Linked DNA regions of Homo sapiens: region 1 is linked to region 2. A link is a contact called in ENCODE POLR2A ChIA-PET data. All regions are on one chromosome and are shown on one strand. Each heading gives the region's core, a stretch centred on a gene start or an enhancer-like site at or near the end of the contact. The rest is flanking DNA. Distances are from core to core; before and after follow the strand shown.

Region 1 (7,243 bases), core at 414-2,913, 1.1 Mb after region 2:
GGGTTAAAATTCAGGGAGCTTAGAGTCTGAGTCGCGAAAATCAAGCACAATGTACTGTGAGAGCTTGTGAAACGTTCTAATAACTTAAAATTATACATGTATTAAAAATTAAAATGTGACAATTAGAATTGTATCTAAACTATTTTTCCAGAATATTTAAAACTTCCAGGAAAAACCTTAGTGGTGTCTTCAGCTCTCCCGCTTCTATGTCCCCAGTTTGTGCCATTTCTTACCCCCTGCAGTTAAGCCTAGCTTCCTAGTGCCTACCACGTCCTCTGCTGCCCCTTGATGGTTCTGCCAGGCTTCTCTGCCTTCCTTCTAATCTCACTGCTTTCAAAGGATATGAGCAAGTACGTAAATGGATGCATCCCTTGGAGATGCTTGGTGGCTGGAGGCCACCTCTCCATCTTTGCAGTTGTGGATGACTTTATTGGTGGGAGTTCATCTGAGTGGGGCTGGCTGCAGTTTTATGGAGCAGAACTTGTTCCAGGTGCTTCACATAATTCTAGCAATTGCCCTTTCACTGTGTCTGGGTGTAGCTAGAACCTGCTCCAGGGGTGAGTGCTTGCTTCTCCAGGCTGGGCTGGTGCCAGTCTTGGCAACCTTGACCTTTATCCTCCCCACTTTGAGCACCTATTCCTCTGCCCAGGATGGATCTGCCCCAGGAAGGATGTCTGTCTTTGCATCTATTTAGAAGGGCAGAGCTCTAACCTTGAGCTCTTCATCCCTTAAATAAACTGTGATCTTGGGCAAGCCATTCAACCCCTCTGGGCCTCAGGTTGGGCTTCGGGCCTGTCGCACCAGGCAGTACTTTGTCATAAGCCCTGCATTACTATTAAAAGTCATGGCAAAAACCGCAATTACTTTTGTACCAATCTACTACAATGCAGAGAGGGGTCTGACCTGCCCTGGGGTTTTATTTGTGAGGGTGGAAGAGTGGAGGGAGAAGAAGGAATCTTGGGCCCCTCTTGCTGGGGTGGAATGGGCAGGGAAGGGTCTTGCCTTTTGAGAATGGAAAGGGAGTCAGAGAGCGGCTGAGCTCCTGGAAGCCCTGTTAGGACACCACCAAGTGACTAGAGTCAAGGGGAAACAGCAGAGATGACCTCTCCATGACATTTTAGACTAAAACGTGACCCCATTCATTAAAAACACCTGCAACAACAAAAAGTAAAATAAAAAATGAACCGTCCCCCAGGGCCTGATCTGCAGCAGGTGCCGGTGGGGCCCGCCGTGAAGCCAAGGCGTCTGCGGGAGTTGTCGGCCCCAGGCCTTCTGTAGCTTAAACCGGGTCCTCGCGACCATCTGATCAGATCCCGTCTATCACCCCGCAGAGCCTGGATTTCGTGCTGTCCAGGGGGCCTTGTGGGCAGGAACCCAAGCCAGGACCAGTTATTTCCAATACCCAAAGACTTCCAGAAGGAGGCAGCTAGCTTCGGGCTGATATATTGATCGTGGCCCGACGCTGTGGGGCTTTAAATGGGCCTGGGTCCGGGTGCGGGCTGCAGCCCCTGGCCGGGTGAGCGCCGAGGGTCCCGCCCAGGTCTCGCGCAGGGAGCGCAGAGCGCCGACGGCGGCCGTCGCAATCGGGAGTGGTTTAGGACCCGGGGGCGGCTTCCCTGCGCGAGTGTGGAACGCAGAAGTTGAGTCTGCGGAGCCGCGGGCAGTGGCAGTCAGGCCTCCCCGCTCTGTGCTACCTGCGGCCCGGCTCTCCTCCGCGCCCCCACTCGCGCTGCGATGACGCGCTCACTGTTCAAGGGAAACTTTTGGGTAAGTCGTGGGGCCGACAGCGGATCGCGGGGCTCAGGACCCGGCCCGGGCGGGAGGCCAACGCGGCGGGCGTGGGGGGCTCCCCAGCTCCGGCGCCACTCGGTGACCGCGCGCCCGGGGGCTTGGCGGAGCTCGCGCGTGAAGGGATCGGGGCCCCAGCCCCACTGCTCGAGGGGCAGACTTGGAGCGGACGCCGGGCTGCTGTTCCCTCTCTGTCCCCCGCTACCCACCGCGTGCCCGCGAGTCCCGGGGGCTCGGACTCCAGGGCCCACCCTCTGCCGCCCGCGCCCCCAGCAGCGCGTGCTCCTGAGGACGCAGAGAGCCGAGACACCTTAGAGTCAGGACATCAACCCCTCCTCTCACAGGCGAAGCAGAGACCCTTAGGGAGGCGAGACCCGTCCGGGGAGAGTCTCTGCCGGTCCCTGGAGCTGAGCCGTGAGAGGATCTGGGGGGATCTGGTGTGGGGGCTTGTGAGCTTTACCGGGTTGACAGCAGCAGCTGCCCCCCGGGATCGTCCTTTCCAGGAAACGTACAGCATAGAGGGCTTCCCTTTGCTGGAGCTTTCCCTGTTCTACAGCCTTGTTTCCCGAGCCCCCTCCCCAGGCCATTGCCCCAGCCCTTCCGTCCAGGCCCCATAGCGGGGCTGATGGTGTGGGAGACCCTATAAGCTGGAGGGGGTACCCCACCCAGCCCGGTAGGGCCAGCCCAGCCTGGAGGGAGCAGGTCTGCCTGTCCCCCTCCTCTGTCTAGTCCTCTTCCCTCTGTCCTCTCACTCCCCAGGTGCCCCTCAAGGTCCATGCCCCCTCATTCAGAGGAGCTGTCCTCATCCCTTTAAGACAGGAGCAGGAGGCTGCAAACCTCAAAGTTGACCGCAGCTGCCAAGGGGCCCTGACTCCTTACTGGGGCTCCTGCTTGCCTCCCCCCACCACCCACCCAGGTAGCTTCACAGCTGCCTAGATGGTCCCTCTACCCCACGTGGGCTGCAGGGTAGAGAAACCTGGCTGGGGACCTCAGGGACACAGTTGAGACTGTGCCTGTGAGTCCCTTCACTGGAGTTTGTGAGGTCCTTCTGGGGCACTACTCACCCTAGGGTGCAGGGTGGTGGCAGCCTCACAGAGGAACCAAGGGCACCACAGATGGCTCTCACGGGAGGCTTGCGAGTTTTTCAGGTAGAATGGAGGACTGGGGGATCCCATGGCAGGCACTGTGGGAAAAAGGCTCTGTATAATACAAACTGGAGAATGAGATGTGGGCCCCAGAAATAAGGAAGTCAGCAGAGGAACTGGTTCGTGGAGACATAAGGAGAAGGAGGCAGACGTGATACTAACAGTATTTAGTTCAGGCACAGTGGCTCATGCCTGTGATCCCAGCACGTTGGGAGGCCGAGGTAGGAGGATTGCTTGAGGCCAGGAGTTCGAGACCACCCTGGGCAACATAGTGAGACTCTGTCTGTCTCTACAAAAAAATCTTAAAAATTAGCTGGGCATGGTGGTGCATGCCTGTAGATATAGTTACTTGGGAGGCTGAGGCAAGAGGATTGCTTGAGGCCAGGAGTTTGAGGTTGCAGTGAGCTATGATCACATCACTGCACTCCAGCCTGGACGACAGAGTGATTTGTGTTTGTCTCAAAAACGAACAAACAAACAAACCCAACCAAACAACACAATCCTCAGTATTTAGCCACAGTTTTAGCACTGGCAAGGCTAAGGCCAGGCGGGCGCTAAGCCCCTCCCCACCAGCCTCCACCCCTCAGCCCCATGCCAGGGATGCTGGATACGGGGAGGTCTTAGCGGAGAGGGTGACAGGGTGAAGACAGGGTTCCAGGCCACAGAGTTTGCAGTATTTTAATATCTTCACAGCCAGTACAAACATGTCAGTGAGTACTCTCTAATGTCTGGTGGGTGACATGCAGGGTTTGAGGGGCTGGTGGAGATGGCCCCGCCCCTTGGGAAGATGTCCAGTTTTGAGAGCTTACCGAACAGCATGAAGCCTCTGAGGTGGGCTGCCCGGGCTTGAATCCAGTTCTGCCCCTTACTAGCTAGGTGACCCTGGGCAGCCTGCTTCCGCCCCCAAGCCTCAGTTTTTCCATACATAAAAATGGGGATAATAACAGTGTCTACTCCTTAGGACCGTTGGGAGGATTAAACTTGAGAGTTTAGTACAGTGCCTGACACACAGAGAGCACCTATAGTTGCCAGCTATTATTATCAGCAGTAGAGGTGACAAGTAAAAGAAGTGAGTGATGGTTATTCAAGGAGAAAGAATGAAGAGATCGGAAGTCCACAAAGAAGCACTCTTAGTGCATGCCTCTATTGATGGAGGAGGAGAAAGGGGACAGAGAAATAGAGGAAGAGATGAAGGGATACAACCAGGAAAGAGCTATCACAGGCCCAAGAGAGGGACATTCCAAGGAAGGTGAGAGGACTGTGGTCAAACGTGTTTGTACATGTTCCTGAAAAAGTATGAGTCAATACACACTTCATAAATGAATGTATTTAAATGCTTCATGAAAATATTTATTTAAAGAAATCTTCGATGAATCTGCTTCAAAAGGGAATAATCAGTGTTTAAAACTGGGCTTGGAGCTGGCGTGTGCCTGTAGTCCCAGCTACTAAGGAGGCTGGGCAACATAGTGAGACCCTGTCTCTAAAAATCATTTTAAAATAAATGAATAAAACTGGGATTGGCCCCCAATGAATTTGCCTGCTATTGGTACATACCTGTGTGTTGTTTCTCTCCCACCCTTCCCTGTTTATACCTTCTTTGTGGCACTTTGGTTAAGCAGTGCTGTATAATTTCTCTTGGTTAACTTTGATTGTATCTTGTCAGAATAAGACAGTGACCACAGTTTCCAAAGATCCAGGGAAACAGCCAGGCCACAATGAGAAAAAATTCCAGTTTTTGGGATGATCAGACACCAGTGTCCTTCAGATACGGGCATGCACGGGTGACAGTGGGACCCGTTTTGGAAGGGTAGATGAAAGCAGTGTTCTCTCACCCCTGGGGATTTCCAGGCTTCTCACTTGGGTGTGAGGTCCAAATCGTCCCTGAACCTCCTGTAGATACTTATTTTTCCTGGGCCTTCCTGATTCCCAAGGTTCTTGGTGTAGACCAGCTTCCTAGTTGCTGTTTCAGCAACCCTGTTCCTGTAGTGGGCAGGGCTTCTCTCTGCCTGGGATTGACTAGGGAAAGTCTTGGGGCTGTCTGAACTGGCTCATTGCCCTGCTGTCAACACAAGGCTGTCACTCTCATCCAAACCTTTTACCAGATTGGAATCTTGTCATTCTGGAGCCTTAGCAGAGTTTGAACTGATGTTGCCTCTGGCTTTGCTCAATGGTTTTTCTCTATACAGTCATCTCTTGGTATCTGTAGGGGATTGGTTCTAGGACTCCCATGCAGGTACCAAAATTCATGGACATTCAAGTCCTTTCTTTTCTTTTTTCTTTTTCAATACAGAGATTGGGTCTTGCTATGTTGGCCAGGCTGGTTTCAAACTCCTTGCCTCAAGCTATCCTCTTGCCTTGGCCTCCCAAAGTGCTGGGATAAGAGGTGTAAGCCGGCCGGGCATGGTGGCTCACACCTGTAATCCCAGCACTTTGGGAGGCTGAGACGGGTGGATCACGAGGTCAGGAGATCGAGACCATCTCGGCTAACACAGTGAAACCCCGTCTCTACTAAAAATACAAAAAAATTACCCGGGCATGGTGGTGGGCGCCTGTAGTCCCAGCTACTCAGGAGGCTGAGGCAGGAGAATGCTGTGAACTTGGGAGGTGGAGCTTGCAGTGAGCTGAGATCGTGCCATTGCACTCCAGCCTGGGCGACAGAGCGAGAATCTGTCTCAAAAAAAGAGGTGTAAGCCACTATGCCTGTCCTCAGATTCTTTCTATAAAATGGTGTAGTATTTACATATAACCTACACACATCTTCCTGTATACTTTAAGTATTCTCCAGATTGCTTATAATACCTAATATAATGTTAATGCTATGTAAATAGTTGTTTACACTGTATTTTTTATTTGTATTTTTTAATTGGTATATTTTTATTTTTTAATTTTTGGAATATTTTTCATCTGTGGTTGGTTGAATCCATGGATGCAGATATGGAGAACTGACTGTACAGTGCTCTAGATAAATATAGGAGGCTGCTTTAAAAAAAAAATACAGAAAGAATACAGGTTAACACCACAGAGTCTCCCTGCTGACCCCATAGTGTATTTTGTACAATGTTTAGATTGTTGCTGTAATTTTTAAATACTCTCTCGGATTTTATGAAAAGAAAAACTTCAGACTAGTTAAATTTAGCAGAGTTTATCTGAGCAAAGAAACTATTCATGAATCAGGCAGCACCCTGAACCAGTAAAGGTTCAGAGAGCTCCACAAGGCAAAAGTGGGCAGGCAATACTTACAGAAAAAAGAGGTGATACAGAAATAGCCTGATTGGTTACACCTGGGTGGTTGCCTTATTTGGACTTGACTGGGCAGTCTGCAGCCTGGGATTGGCTGAAAGCTCCCCTGTTATGATTGGCAGAGACCCAGCTACTTGTTACAAGAATATACTCTTAGTTAGGTTACGGTTTGTTTACACACTAAGTTAGGTTGTGGCTTGCTATTTATGGAGGCAGCTTTAGGCCAACATTTTTTTTTTTTTTTTTTGAGACAGAGTCTCGCCCTGTTGCCCAGGCTGGAGTCCAGTGGTGCGATCTCGGGTCACTGCAAGCTCTGCCTCCTGGGTTCACACCATTCTCCTGCCTCAGCCTCCTGAGTAGCTGGGACTACAGGGGCCCGCCACCACGCCCGGCTAATTTTTTTGTATTTTTAGTAGAGACGGGGTTTCACCGTGTTAGCCAGGATGGTCTCGATCTCCTGATCTCGTGATCCGCCCGCCTCGGCCTCCCAAAGTGCTGGGATTACAGGAGTGAGCCACTGCGCCCAGCCTAGGTCGAATTTAATTTGACAATCTGGTCCCCAGAAACACACCAGGAGGGCTGTTTCCTTTTGTCTTGCCTAGTGGCAAAAGGGAAGATAGAGTCATGAACAATTACCTGCTCTCCCATACATTCTTTGTAGAGCAGCCGGAGGGAGCTAGCTTTAAAATAATCGTCAAAAACCTCTTTTTTTTTTTTTTTTTGAGATGGAGTTTCACTTTTGTTGCCCAGGCTGGAGTGCAGTTGCGAGATCTCGGCTCACTGCAACCTCTGCCTCCCGGGTTCAAGCGATTCTTCTGCCTCAGCCTCCCGAGTAGCTGGGATTACAGGCATGCGCCACCACGCCCGGCTAATTTTTTGTATTTTTAGTAGAGACGGGGGTTTCACCAGGTTGGGCAGGCTGGTCTGGAACTCCTGACCTCAGGTGATTCGCCCGCCTGGGCAAAGTGCTGGGATTACAGGCGTGAGCCACCGCACCCGGCCTGTTCCACCCTTTTAAAGAAACTGTTCTGCTGTGACTGGCTGGTGGTCTTGCATGAGGAGAATATCAT
Region 2 (6,454 bases), core at 2,788-5,287:
AATTTTTTAAAATGAAAGAAAAGAGAGACCTTGATCTGATGTTATTTTTCATATAAGACATTACAGCATACCTTCATCTTAATTCAGTGTTGGGATTTTGTCCAAATATTCCATCAGGGAGCAGTCACAGAAGGGCCAGGATCAAAGTATTCTGTAGCCAAGTAGTTCTGAGGAAAGTGAAGCACTGAACTGAACATCAAAATATGTCATATCTGGAGGCCACTTCATAATTCCAGTTTGTGGCTGAAGAGGGGTCTGTAAGCTTTCACTGGTCAGCCCTGGTTTCCCCAGAGCAGTTGTGATTCAGTAAACAGAGTGTGTTATTTTAGTAGACAGTAACTTAAGTGCCTGTTGGCCTGCCCATGTCCTCCCCTTTATCTATTACCAGGATTAACAATTTGTGATGATTCTGGACTCCAAATACCGATGATGTTTATAGTCCTTATGTATTCTGGCCCTGTGTTTGCATGTCTCTGAACTGTGCGAAGGTTCTTGGCTCTAGTCTGTAGATATTAACCAAATTCATCGCTAATCAAGTACAGTGGTTTTCAAACTTTTATAGTTAACAGCAGAACCAGATTTTCAAAGGAATTCTGACACAGAACTGTAACATTCCCGTATCTAAACCAGATGAGAGTAGGTCCATTTATTTGTTTTTAGTTGAAGTAGAGCTGGGATTCAAAGGCTCACTATTCAGCCTCCACTGCACTCTTGTCAGGCTTCCCAAGGCATTTCCATAAAACCCTAAATTTTCAAAAATATAGCTAAAAAGTATCTTATAAAAATCCCTGCTTTAGCCATAAAAAAGAATTAGATAATACCTTCTGTGGGAACATGGATGGAGCTGGAAGCCATCATCCTTAACAAACTAATGTAGGAACAGAAAACCAAATACCACATGTTATTACTTATAAGTGGGAGCTAAATGATAAGACCTCATGGACATAAGGAGGGGGACAACAGACACTGGGGGCTATTTGAGGGTGGAGGGTGAGAAAGAGTGCCAGAAAAATTACTGGGTACTAGGCTTAGCACCTGGATAACGAAATAATCTGTGCCAAACCCCCGTGACACAAGTTTACCTATTTAACAAATGTACTGTACCCCTAAAAGTTAAAAAAGTAAAAATATAAAAAAATAAAATCCCTGCTTTAGGGAGGGTGGGAGGGGGTGAGGGAAACAGAAACTACATACTGAGTACAATGTACAGTAGTCCAGTGATGGGTGCACTAAAATTTCAGACTTTACACCACTATACAATTCATCCATGTAACCAGAAACCACTTGTACCCCTAAAGCTATTGAAATAAAAAGCTAAATGAGTTCCCCCACCTTCCTCTCCCCATCAAAATCCTTGCTTTAGATACAATAAGAGTAGGCAATCTGTGTTCTATATGTGTTAGATGTGTATTACTGGTGAAATGACAAGAGAAAGCAAGATATTTGACTAGTAAAAAGACTAGGAGGCAAGATATTTCTAATATATCAAGCAAACCTTTTACCATGTGACTGAAAGCAAATAAACTTCCTAAGACCTCAGTAGTTTTTGGTTGTCCTATCTGTAAAATTGGTCAATAACCTTCAGAACAGAAGTCTGGTCCAGATATATATATATATCTTTTCCAGATCACTAATGTTTGTATCTAGATGTGCTTCAACCAAAGAGATGTTCTCCTTAAGTAAAATGTTTCTTATGAAGCAAATCACTTTCTCATTGATTTATTAGTTTCTAAGTTATTACCAATGTAACATTTTGAGGCTGGGCATGGTGGCTTACGCCTGTAATCCCAACATTTTGGGAGGCTGAGGCAGGCAGATCACTTCAGGTCAGGAGTTTGAGACCAGCCTGGCCAACATGGCAAAACCCTGTCTCTATTAAAAGACAAAAGTTAGTCGGGTGTGGTGGCACATGCCTGTGATTCCAGCTACTTGGGAGGCTGAGGCATGAGAATCGCTTGAACCCGGGAGGCAGAGGTTGCAGTGAGCTGAGATTGTGCCACTGCACTCCAGCCTGGCTACACAGTGAGACTCCGTCTCAAAACAACAAAAATAACATTTTGATACCAATGGTAATGGAATTCTTCTTTGCTAAGATTTCTCTTGGCCCCTGATTTTTCATTAGAAGTCAAATATTGTGAAAACATTCGATGCAAGGACCTGGGACACAGTGGGCTATGTCCAAGGGTATCAACGATCAAGATAAGTTTTTCCTACTGTTTTTGTTCCAGTTCAGATACTGCTTTATGGCTTCACTCCTTTGGGTTTTTTGCCCCCCCGCTCCTTTTTTTTTTTTTTTTTTCTGAATCCAGTCCCTCCCTTTGGAGGGGCTGAATTTCTTCTTAGCTTGCCTTTCATCAAGTAGATCCATTTGGAGAGGAGAAAGCCATTAGTCCTGTCCCATGATTCCACATAATCTGAATGAGGCCAGGCATTGGTGCCCGCGCCTGTAATCCCAGCACTTTGGGAGGCTGAGGTGGAAGAATTGCTTTAACCCAGGAGTTTGAGACCAGCCTGGGCAACATCGTGGGACCCCACCCTGTCTACAAAAATCAAAATTAGCCAGTTGTGGTGGTGTGCACCTGTGGTCCCAGCTGTCTGGGGAGGCTGAGGCAGGAGGATCCCTTGAGCCTGGGAAGTCATGGCTGCAGTGAGCCATGATTGTGCCACTGCACTCCATCCTGGGTGACAGAGTGAGGCCCTGTCTCCAAAAAAAAAAAAAAATCAGTTACACTACCCAATTGCCTAGTCTTGGAGCCTGATAATTGATGCCTTCTCCCTAACCCCAATCTAATCTGTCACCAGTTTCTGTTTTGCCTCCTATGAATTTATCCTCTTTGCTTTGTTTCCACACATTCTAGTTCAAGTATCTCTCTTGTGGCCCTGCAGTGGGTCTCTTATCTGGTCTCACCCATTCTGGCATCTCTCCTATCTATTCATACTGCAGGCAGAGGAAGCATTTAGAAAAATACACTTCTTATATTACCCACTTAAAATCCTTTGGTGATGTCTTAATCTGGTCAAAGACAGCTGGCTCATAAGGGGAAACTAGGACCAAATCCTTTTTCCTTCAACCAATTAGACCCTCACACAGAAAACTTAAACTTAGCATATATGAGTAAGACAAAAAAACTTCAGATCCAGTGGGGAGGAAAAGCAGATGGCTCCTAGTCCAAGGGACAGAATGGGTCACAGCTCCTAACAGGGCTGACTGCAGCCTTGGGTAGTGGGGGTGTTAGATTGTGGCATACGGGTGGCATATATGGGTCCCTAGTCAAGGACAGAGCAGTGGTTTTATCAAGGGGTATAACCCTTGTATAAGGTGTAACCCGAGTGAGTATCCTATTATGTCAACACGGCTCCAGAAAGTTGTTCAGTCATTTTCATAGTGAGTGCATAAGAGTGACTTTTCTGTACTCTATTATTCAGGTCCACATAACTTACCTGGATCAAGAGGAGACAGGTAGAGACCCCCACGAGTGTGGCAGCGGGTTAGGGAGGGAGGTGGTTCTGGGTGTACCAAGATAGAGCTCCCGTGGAAGAGGAAGGCACGGCCCGTAGTGGCTCTAATCGGGAGAGAAGAGGGAAAGGAGGGACGTCGCTGCCCGAGGGAGTAGTTAATGGAGGAAGCAAGAGGTGCCAGGTACTATTCAAGTAGCTAAGGGGGAAATGACGACTTCTGAGATTGGGTTGTCTAGTAAAGTATGACTTCTTAGTTAAACCTCGAGAGTGGACAAGTGGTAGAGGAAGGGAGGGGTGAAGGCAAAGAACGCTACTCAGTAACGCTCGGTTCAGCAGTGGTGCTGTGGACTGGAAAACAGCTACCGAAGAAAGGCAGGGGATTATTTTTCCTCGTGCATCCCGGCCCAGGAGGCCGCGCCCTTGGGAAAGCGGGTCTCCAGAAGGGCCTAGCTTTCCGTCAGCGGCGGTGCAGACAGAGGACAACACGGCGCGGTAGCTGCACCGCCTCGGCGGAAATCCCGGGCGAAGGGGTGGGGCGGAGCCGGGAAATCCGGGGCTTCCGGCGCGGCCAGGGCCCAACTTCCGGCGTCCGTCGGGCAGCAGCGGGGCTGTCTATCCCGGCTGAGGACCCGCGGCCAGTGCGGGTGGCTGGCTTTGCCATTAGCGGGGGCCTTTCCTGAGGACGGCGTACGGAGTGTGGGTGAGAAGCCGCTGTAGGACTGAAGAGGAAGAAGCGCAATTGGGGCCGGGAGGCTGCAGATTTTGTGACAGGGTTCGGGAACTACTAGTGGCGCCCCCAGGCCGCCCCTCCTCTCGAGCCGGGCCGTGCGCTCTTGCTCTGTGCGCATTCCCTGTTTTCCGCGTCGGAACCGCCCTCTTTGCAGTGGCCCCGCGCGTGCGCATAGCTGGGCGCGAGGCGCGCTGTGGGTCTCTGCGGGGCGGATCGTGAAGCTAGTGTGTCAGTCATTCCTCGAAGCGTGCTCTTGGGCTGTATTTTGGAGCTAGCGTCCCTCCTGGTCAGTTTGGCGTTTTTAAGGCCCTGGTACTTGGTTTAGAACCGAGTGCAGTGACCAGTCTTGAGGCCCCTTCCCAGCCAAGAGATGGGGGGATGGAAGTTGAGTTGGTGCTGAAAGAGTTTGTTGTTGGGGCCTTCCAGCTGTGGACACCGGGATTCATGAGTTAATTCACGATCTTTATTGAACGCCTAAATAACCCAGTGGGAAAGGCAACACAGTCCCTTATGCACAGAGCTTAACAGTTTAGTAGGAGAGGCGCGGGCTGGTAACCAGGACAGTGGTAAATGTAGTAGGACCACAGGTGGCTCCTAGCCTAACTCTGGGAGAAAAGGAGTTGGACCCAGAGGAGGCACGCCAGAGGAAGTGATGGTTATCAGAGACTGAGGGCTAAAGGGATTGGCCAGGAGATGAGGGTGTAGAGGGGCCCGAGTAGTTGCAGACAAAAGTCCCGCAACGAGGGAGGCAAAGTGTAGAGCTCTTGGCCGCCTGCAGTACCATGGAACTTGGGTGCTAGTAGAGACAAATGTGTTGGAGAGGGTAAACCAGGACTCTGTCCACCAGTGTTCATTGTTCAGACTTTATCCAGAGGTCAGCGGGGAGTCACTGGAAGAGTTTTAACTGGGGAGTGGCTGAATAATACCGTCATTTATTGAATGCCTACAGTGGTTCCAGAAAAGTCTGGAACCATATAGGGAAGGAAAGAAAATTTGTACTTCCCAGGGGTTTTAGGAGGCATGTTTTGTAGCGCCCCAATTTCCCAAGGGAAAATTTGTATTAAAATCTCTTGTTGTAAGTATGCAAGTTTTGAATAATATGCCATAATATATATTTAGATGTGTTTTCTCAAATCCTCAAGTTATACTAATGCTTTAGAACTTTGCATCATGTGTATCCTGTGATTTTTGTAGCCCTTGATATATCCATAATGTTCCCTCCTTGCTTCTCTCTCCCAGCCCTCCACATACATAACCCAACCTTTCTCTGAGCGGGACACAATTCACAATTCTTTATAGGTATTACTTTCTTTAATCCTCTTATCAACCATTAGAGTTGTGTTATTATTTCTACATTAGCAATGAAGAAACTGAGGCAAAAAGGTTAAGAAGGTTGCCCAGGTTCACCCAGCTAGTGAGTGGAGATGTATACCCAGGCTATAAATTTATACAACTCCTTTGTTCTTGTCCTTAACCACTGCACTGTTGCATTGTAGGGAATAATTTAGGGCTGGTAATAGGAGATGCAAAGTAGAGAGGACAATTAAGAAGTTGTTTAAATAGTCTAGATGAGAGTTGATTTCCAACTTCAAAAAGGTAGTTTTAAAAACGATGAAGAGAAGTAAGTGGATATAAGACTGTAAAGGAAGTAGAACTGACATAATTTGGTGTCTGGATTGATGGTGCTGCCAACCACTCATAAGGATGGCTGGGAAAGAGCACCTTTGAGGGTGAAAGGACTTGGATTGAGATGCCCCAGTGATATTCAAGCCCAGATGTCCTCTGAAGTATCTGGAAGTTCTCCTCTTGGGATGAGAGAATATGGCTTTTCTTCTTTGCATTGAATATGTACCACTGTCAGTGGTTTATGGCTCTTCTAAGGGGTGTCCCATGTAATTTGTTCCGATTATGGGAGATGGGTATGGACTCAAGATAAACAAAATCAGGCACTACCTTTGAAGCCTTTATAGTTATTTTGAGGGTTATATTAGTATTTTACAATTACATTTTATCAAATACCAGCTTGTAGTTCAGGTAACGAGTATTATACATGTTCAGACAAGGCTTGGTGGCTCATACCTGTAATCCCAGCACTTTGGGAGCCCAAGGCGGATGGATCACTTGAACTCACCAGTTCGAGACCATCCTGGGCAACGTGGTGAAACCCCGTCTCTACTAAAAGTACAAAAATTAGGTGGGCGTGGTGGTGCACACCTGTGGTTCCAGCTACTTGGGAGGCGGAGGTGGGAGGATGGCTTGAGCCGG

What was found. ChIA-PET counts read pairs that join two places held with the same protein, here RNA polymerase II (POLR2A).
Region 1: POLR2A ChIA-PET joins it to region 2 with 21 read pairs in activated CD4-positive, alpha-beta T cell. The contact joins the promoter of PSTPIP2 here to the promoter of HDHD2 in region 2. POLR2A ChIA-PET finds 5 or more read pairs at or near these places in 2 of 52 experiments (activated B cell and activated CD4-positive, alpha-beta T cell).

Annotation. Positions count from the first base shown.
Region 1 is chr18:46,066,680-46,073,922 of GRCh38, reverse strand. PSTPIP2 (proline-serine-threonine phosphatase interacting protein 2) reads left to right here and starts at 1,663. Exons shown (of 15, transcript NM_024430.4): 1 at 1,663-1,767. The coding sequence starts at 1,735. RefSeq lists silencers at 1,368-1,527, 1,658-1,707, 1,748-2,127 and enhancers at 1,257-1,758, 2,978-3,037, 3,078-3,177.
Region 2 is chr18:47,148,083-47,154,536 of GRCh38, reverse strand. It overlaps HDHD2 (haloacid dehalogenase like hydrolase domain containing 2), which reads left to right and starts at 4,037. Exons shown (of 7, transcript NM_032124.5): 1 at 4,037-4,159. IER3IP1 (immediate early response 3 interacting protein 1) reads left to right here. Exons shown (of 3, transcript NM_016097.5): 3 at 1-1,703. RefSeq lists an enhancer at 4,569-4,628.